Regions from separate parts of the Mus musculus genome. Here regions 1 and 3 are each linked to region 2. A link is a loop called in an ENCODE intact Hi-C map of the cell type or tissue named here. Cell type or tissue: heart. All regions are shown on one strand.

The links. Peaks named below come from ENCODE experiments on the same cell type or tissue, not always from the same donor. Only the 100,000 strongest peaks of a DNase experiment are listed, where the experiment ranks them.
Region 1: it touches region 2 in a loop (2.9-fold over the local background); 4 of 42 quality-filtered maps call a loop at or near these places.
Region 3: a loop joins it to region 2, with 2.4 times the contacts of the local background. A loop is called at or near these places in 7 of 42 quality-filtered maps.

What each region holds. Positions count from the first base shown.
Region 1 is chr11:5,760,701-5,763,200 of GRCm38, forward strand. Ube2d-ps (ubiquitin-conjugating enzyme E2D, pseudogene) reads left to right here and starts at 1,450. Exons shown (of 7, transcript NR_015577.1): 1 at 1,450-1,540. It also overlaps a transcript of Urgcp not described here. In heart, a CTCF peak has its summit at 1,420; DNase peaks (open chromatin) are centred at 1,431 and 1,711; H3K4me3 peaks cover 1,960 bases; H3K27ac peaks cover 1,341 bases.
Region 2 is chr11:5,706,624-5,709,123 of GRCm38, forward strand. It overlaps Mrps24 (mitochondrial ribosomal protein S24), which reads right to left and starts at 1,078. Exons shown (of 4, transcript NM_026080.3): 1 at 1,001-1,078; 2 at 864-932; 3 at 675-786. The coding sequence starts at 1,039. In heart, no CTCF peak of the experiment used is centred here; a DNase peak (open chromatin) is centred at 1,078; H3K4me3 peaks cover 1,365 bases; H3K27ac peaks cover 965 bases.
Region 3 is chr11:5,787,847-5,790,346 of GRCm38, forward strand. It overlaps Dbnl (drebrin-like), which reads left to right and starts at 637. Exons shown (of 13, transcript NM_001146309.1): 1 at 637-796. The coding sequence starts at 714. In heart, a CTCF peak has its summit at 965 (motif pointing left); a DNase peak (open chromatin) is centred at 615; H3K4me3 peaks cover 1,848 bases; H3K27ac peaks cover 2,045 bases.

The sequences.
Region 1 (2,500 bases), 54 kb after region 2:
GGAAGAGGGTGGAGCTTGGTAAGGCTTATAGTTTAGAGGACAGTTCATGACATGTGTTTAGGATAAACTAGGAGAATAGGTGAATGGCATATAGGAATCTGGCTGGGAAACCATTTAAGTGTTCGATTCATTGTTTTTGTTTTGGGCAGGGTTTGTATGCGTATGTGCAGGAACATGACAGAGGCCAGAGTAGAATGCCAGATATATGACAGAGTAAATGCTACTCTTTGTGCCTTACTGCTTTTGGTGCAAGGTCTCTCACTGAACTGGAATCTCACTATCTATGCTAAGGTAGCTCCAGGGATCCTGTCATGCCGGCTACCCAGTGCTGGGGTTAGAGACATGAGTAGCCAACCTCACCTTTTCTGTGGGTACTAATGATCTCAGGGCCCCATGCTTGCACCACAAGCACTCCTATCTACTATCTCCTCAGCTCCTCTAGTTTTAGATTTTCCTTTGGGGATCTTTCTCTCTTTCTTTCTTTCTTTCTTTCTTTCTTTCTTTCTTTCTTTTTTTGGTTTTTCCAGACAGGGTTTCTCTGCATAGCTCTGGCTGTCCTGGAACTCACTTTGTAGACCAGGCTGGCCTTGAACTCAGGAATCCGCCTGTCTCTGACTCCTGAGTGCTGGGATTAAAGGTGTGCGCCACCACGCCCGGCTTTTTTTTTTTTTTTAAGACATGGTCTTACTCTGCAATCCAGGCTGGCCTCAAACTCACTATGTAGCCCAGTCTGGTGTTGGAACACCTTTGGTCCAGAGCAACTGCACTAGCATACCCTATTAGGTTTATCTGTCTGGAAACAATATATATGATTATTTATATAGAGAGTCCAGATTCTTTACTGTATGAGGCACGCTGATATTATGTATTTTGCCATATTCTATTTCATTTCCAAGATGTTGGCTACAATCTATTACACAGATTTTGTGACATACCACTAAGTTCTTTACACTTGGTCTTAAACAGTTCGATGTCTTGGGGAAAGGGAAGCAGAGTTTAGCTTGGGATGTGCACTTTCAGGCTGAGTCTCAATAGCGGCAGTGCATTGAAGCCAACTAAGTACTACTGAAAATGCAGCTCTCCAGACATGTAGATGCATCTGTGCTCAGCACCTACGCGTATTCAGAAATATCTGTAACACTTCTGCCCAGAAAGCATATAAAAGTGAATGTATACTTACAGCGCTGACAACCACTAAGCTCAGGAGTTAAGTGACAGCCTGGGGAGGAGCCCAGGGAGGGGCAGAGAGCATAGCGTGTGGCACCTGCGGTTTCAGGCATGTCCTGGTGCCCAGGCCCCTCGCCTAGCAGAAACCAGAGCCACAGGGCCGTGACCGTGGCCGAGTAACTGACCGTGCGCGACTCCGTGGTCAGACCCAGGACTGCTGCGCGCACTAGCTACCCACAGCGCACCGCGGCGCGCACGCGTAGAGCGCCGTTCCCGGCGTGCAGCGTTGCGGCCCAGGCGGCCGTCTTAGTCTGCCCCGCAGGGCCGGTGGGGCACGAGCAGCGGGAACATGGCTCTAAAACGGATCCAGAAGGTAAGAGTGGCGGAAACGGGGTCCTCCCGCCCGTCCACTCTGCGGGCTGTCGCAGCGAATAGAACCCCGCGGCTGAGGTGCGGCAGGGCGCACTGACACTTGCCCCGCGCGAGTTCCGCCGCGGTCGGCGCAGACTTAGGAGGTGGCTGAGTGCCTCTGGCGGGCGACTCGCGGGGGCGGAGTCATGCGACCGGGTCACGTGCGCGCGCAGCTTTGGGCGGAGTTTAGGGAAGCAGAGGGGTGTCTCCCAGGGTGCCTAGCACGAGAGGCTGAGCTGCGGGAGAATTTCATCCCGTAGGTTTGTATTAGCCCATTAACCTAGAGCCTGGTAATTGCATCTCAGAAAAAGAAGCCACCAATCCACCCTTTACCATTTGTTAACGTTTTAGCCTATCCACTTTTCGTCCTTTTCCTAAAGAAAATTATTTTATATTTCTAAGTTGTTTTTTGTTCCGTTTTGGTTTGGTTTGGTTTGGTTTTTTGAGACACGGCCTCCTGGCAGACCCAGAACTCGCTATGTAGACAAGGCCAGCCTCAAACTCACAGAGATCCTCCTGCCTCTGGTTGCCGAGGGGCGTGCACCACCATACCCTGCATTATACTGTAATTTATGATCCATGTTTTCACATAGTATTAATAGTTGGAATTTTTTTAAAGATTTATTTATTTATTTATTTATTTATTTATTTATTATATGTAAGTACACTGTAGCTGTCCTCAGACACTCCAGAAGAGGGAGTCAGATCTCGTTACGGATGGTTGTGAGCCACCATGTGGTTGCTGGGATTTGAACTCCTGACCTTCGGAAGAGCAGTCGGGTGCTCTTACCCATTGAGCCATCTCACCAACCCTAGTTGGGATTTTCTATACTGCAAAATGGTATTTATAACCTCTTTTTTAAAGGATTTGGGGCCGGGCGTGGTGTTGCATACCTTTTATCCCAGCACTTGGGAGGCAGAG
Region 2 (2,500 bases):
GACTTCACTACCGCATCGCCTCCGGGCTATTACACATCTGTAAATTATGGCTTGCCAAAAAAGCACTGTCAAACCTTGTTTGTAAGCATGCAAATACTGTTCTATGGAGGCTCAAATGAGACTTTAGCAAGAAATATTCAAATTCCTTTCAATATGCAAGAATTCCTTTCTTTCACCATCCTAATATGCCCATCACTCATATGTTCTGTTGTCGGTAACATGTACAGTGTGTGTGCAGGCTTGCTCCCTTGACAGACGCATGGAGAAGACCAGGGGTTAACAGCCAATGTTTTTCCTCTATCACTATTTGCTGCTCGTTTATTTTCTAGCAAAACAGCTGCTCTTCCAAGACTGGCTGGCCAGTGACCCCCAAGAACCAAATATCTCCTTCACCCTCACACCCCTTGAGCTGTGGCACCAAGTGCTCATTTAGGAGCTAGGCTGCACCCTCATGCTAGAGCGGCACAGCATTTAGCAATCTTTCCAGTCCCCTAACTAAATGTGACAGGGTCTCAGTAAGTAACCTTACCTGGCCTTAAACTCAAGATCGGCCTCCCGAGCGCGTTCGCCGTCACGCCCGGCCTCCCACCCAAAAGTTCGGCTCTTTGCCTTGAAGAGTACGTTCAAGAGTGACCCGTGCCACCAGGGTGGCAGTCCTTCCCAGGCGCCCTCACCTGTGTGCAGCGACAGCCAGCCCTTTCGGTGTGCGATGTAGTGCGGGGCGTGCGCCTCCTCGTAGCTCACCGGCTTGTTCCCCTTGGCCACGCGGACTCGCGCCGCCCGATTCTAGGAGCGAAGGTGCGGTCACGGGGAGACCCAGCCCAGCCGCCCTCGCGGCCCCCAGACCCGGCCGCCGCACTCACCTTGGCGCAGACCGCGGAGGTGTGCAGGGTGCGCCAGGCGCCAGGCAGCTCCCGGCTGCAGGCCAGCACCTGCGGAGAGGCGGGGAGTGAGCGGACACCGGATGGCGCCCCAGCCCTCCCGCCCGCGGCCCACTCACCCGCTGCCCTAGCCCGCGCACCGACGCGGACCACGCCATCTTGGGCCGGCGCGACCCGGGACGCGTCAGTGCGCAGCCGCAGGAAGGCGGGGCCTCAGAGCAGGAACTAACGGGAACACGGGCGGGGGCGGGGCGTGGCGAGGGAGAGGGCGTGGCGTGGGTCGGAGTGTGGGACGTCCTGCAATTTTCCTGATACTGTCAGCTAGTCCTTGGTCGGACCTGGTGTTGGGTTTTAAATGCGAAAATTTGGTGATATAAAACTGAGGTGTGGGGCTGGTGAGATGGCTCAGTGGGTTAGAGCACCCGACTGCTCTTCCGAAGGTCCAGAGTTCAAATCCCAGCAACCACATGGTGGCTCACAACCATCCCTAACGAGATCTGACTCCCTCTTCTGGAGTGTCTGAAGACAGCTACAATGTACTTACATATAATAAATAAATAAATCTTTAAAAAAAAAAAAAAAAAAAAAAAAAAAAAACAAAACTGAGGTGTAGCTGGACATGGTGGCGCACGCCTTTAATCCCCGCACTCGGGTGGCCGAGGCAGGTGGGTCTCTGAATTCCAGCCTAGTCCGGTCTACAAAGCGAGTTCCTGGAGAGTCTGAGTTACAGAGAGAAACCCGTTCTGGCAAAACAGAACAAACAAACAAAAGCCATGAAGTTTTTATCCTCATAGAGAGGTGGTAGAAACAGCTTCAATGTCCTCTAGAGAATTGAAGAGAAAACGCGCCGGCCCTCAGGCCCCGCTGTTCCGTGCTTGTGCTCCTACCTGAGACCGCGTACTCTCCAGGAATATCCAATATGACAGCGTCAGCCTCCTTTGGGCTGGGAATAGTCATTTGCCTTCATGCTGAGCAGATCCCAGAAAAGGGGTTGCTGGGTTGGCTCCTAATCATTTAAAGTAAAGAGGCAGTGTGTTGAGGGTCTATTTCTGCGGTGGAGCCACCCAAGGAAGAAAATTTTAAATGGCAAGGAAATTTATGAGGCTAGAGCAATGTCGTTGTAATTATTATTGAGTAATTATTAATGGCAAGGGGGGAATAGAATCGTGAAGAACTCACTCTACTAAAGAAAGCACATGGACTCTAGAGTCTGACTCTCATTATAACAAAATATTGAATGAAGGGATTTTTTGTTTTGCTTTGGTTTTTTGTTTTGGGGGACTGTTTTGTTTTGTTTGTTTTTGTTTTTGAGACAAGGGCTCTCTGTGTAACAAATTCTGGACTCAATTTATAGACCAGGCTGGCCTCAAAGTCACAAAGATCCACCTTTTCTGCCTCTGAAGTGCTGGGATGAGGGGTGTGCCACCACACCTGGCTGGGAACTCCTTCAAAGCATCCATGGGAGTGGACACTTACACTCTAATGTCAGTGCTTGGAAGGCAGAGGCAGATGGATCTTTTATCAGTTCAAGGTCTACATATGGAGCTCCAGGCTCCAAGGCTACAGAGTAAATAAACCCTGTCTCAAAATAAAAGACCATGACCAGGAACTAACTGGTC
Region 3 (2,500 bases), 81 kb after region 2:
TACGACAACAGAGTATGGTCTCTCATAGGGACGTTCAGGCAACTGTCTGGAAATAGAAGTGAAGCACAAAGCAGGTTCTCTTCATTACCCCACTATCACATCAAATATTTCATTTTACTTTATTTAGAAGATCTAGGCAATGCCCAGGCCGGGCTAGAACTCAAGCTTCTGCCTCTGCCAGTTGCGCGCTAGGATCACAGGCTTGTACCTCTACGCCTAACACAGCAGATTCATGTTTTTTTCCTTTTCTTCTTTGGTTTTTCCAAACAGGGCTTCTCTGCCTAGCCCTCGCCATCCTGGAACTTGCGCTGTACACCGGGCTAGGCTGGGGTTGAAGGCGTAGCCATCATGTCCGACTATCAGATGAAATTTCCGAGGCGCCTGCGCGCATACAGCTTGCTCTTAAACAAAATACATTAACTAATGAGAGACGAACCAGCGTGAAGCTCTAAATCGAGCCCACGCCCTGCAGATGCGGACGAACGAGGACCTACGGGCAGGCCCGCCTCTCGTGGATCTTCATTCACCAGCACCCCGCCTCAACTTTACCCTCAGCCTAGCTCGCCTTCTCTCCACTTCCGCTTCCGGCCTCTTGGGCGCGGCTTCTGCACGTCAGAGGCGAGGCTTCCGGCCTCCGGGGCGGGGCTTCCGGCCGTCACTGGAGGCCGGCAGAAAGCTGAAGCTGCTGCATCGCGGGGACCGTGGGGCGTGCCATGGCGGTGAACCTGAGCCGGAACGGGCCGGCGCTGCAGGAGGCCTACGTGCGCGTAGTCACCGAGAAATCCCCGACCGACTGGTAGGCAGCAAGGCGGGGCCGGAGAGGCGCCAGAGCGGGAAGGTGGAGGTCGCGGCGTAGCCGTAGTATTGCAGGATCACCTGTCCACCTTCCTGAAGCCTAGCGAGATGCTACCCCACCCTCGCCACCGCCGTCCCCCCGGCGAGTACCCCCGGGCCTCTCCCCTGCCACCTAGTGGTCGGTCGGCTCTGCCCTGAAGATCTCTGCCTGGTTGTGCTTTCTGCTTTCCGCCAGGCTCTGCGTTTCTGGGACCTCACTGGACAAAGGGGTCCCGCGCAGTTCCCCAACTCCCTGGAAGGCGGAAACCACGTCTTCTAAACCCTGAGTTCAGGAAGAGACCTTGAAAGCGGCGTGAGCAGTGGGTTGAGGTCATGAGCTCACACAGGGCTCAGTCAAGGATGTCACAGGTCTGGGTCCCTGATTCTGGGACTGAAAATGGGATCCTGTCACCTGTTTGAGAAAAGGCTCCATCCTTCCTTCACCACCCCAGGAGCCATTACAGTACTGTGAACTAGATCTGAAGTTTCTGGAGTGGCCCTGCTGAGCCCTCTTAGGTTTCTGCTACATGCATACCAGTCTATAGTAATTCTCTTTCACTTTCCGTTTACTTAACATGCTTCCGTTAGCCAGTTTTTAGTGCTTCAGTTTCTCAGACATCTGATGAGTATGGCAGGTGGACAAATTCTGGGGAACACAAACTGGACTTTGGAGTTCTGGTGGGGCCACCACTACCCTGTGGTCAGCACTGAGGGGCGCTATACTGAGTTTGCCTGTGTTGAGTCTTCCCTGGAGACTTCCCCTATTGCAGAACTCTGGCCAATCATCTCTTCTGTTCTACTGTGTTGTCTCTCCTCTTTATCTTTTGGCCCTCTAGTCGTCTCAGAACCATCACTGTTTGGGGAATACCTCACAACCTAGCTAGCAGTGCCCTTCACCCATGCTTATAACTCTTCACTGACCTTGCTTGCTTTGCTTGCTTGCTTGCTTTTGAGACTGTGTAGCTCTGGCTGGCCTGGAACTCACTGTGTAGACCAGGTTGGCCACGATCTCACCTGTGTCTGTCTCCCGAGCACACATTGAGCCTCCTACTAGAATCATCTGCTCCACCTTGGTCTGACATTGTCCTGCCTCATCCACCCATTGTTCCTTCTGAGGGTGCAGATCTTGCTCTTTCCCCATACACTGTTCATCTGCCCCAGCAGCCATGCTACTGCCCAGCTTCCTACAGTACTGTATGCAGACGGTGCTGCCACTCCAGTTGAACGAGCCTCTGGCCTCCACCCTCACTGTCACAGCCATTTCAGTAGTCACTCAGCAAGATTTTTGTGGCAGGTCCCCACTCGCTAGCTGAGAGAATATCTGGGCCATCTTAACTTCCCTGCCCATAAATGCAGTGTCTTCCTGTTGCACTTTAGTAAAGCCCAGACTCTTACCCTGTCTGCCCTGGTTCCTGTTGCCCCTCCTGCTTACTACTCTGGCCACACCTGTTGACCACCCTTGTACCAAAGTCTTTCTCTTCCTCAAAACTGCAAGCTAGTTCCTCATCAAACAGAACCTCTGATCTTGCTGCTTCCCCTGCATGGAACATACATATACATCATCTTGATTGCTTCTTGTCCTTTATGTCTCTATGCTAGGGTTGTCTTCTCAGAGAGTCCTCCTAAATTCCTAGTACATGGGCCACATGCATGCCTTCAGAGGCCA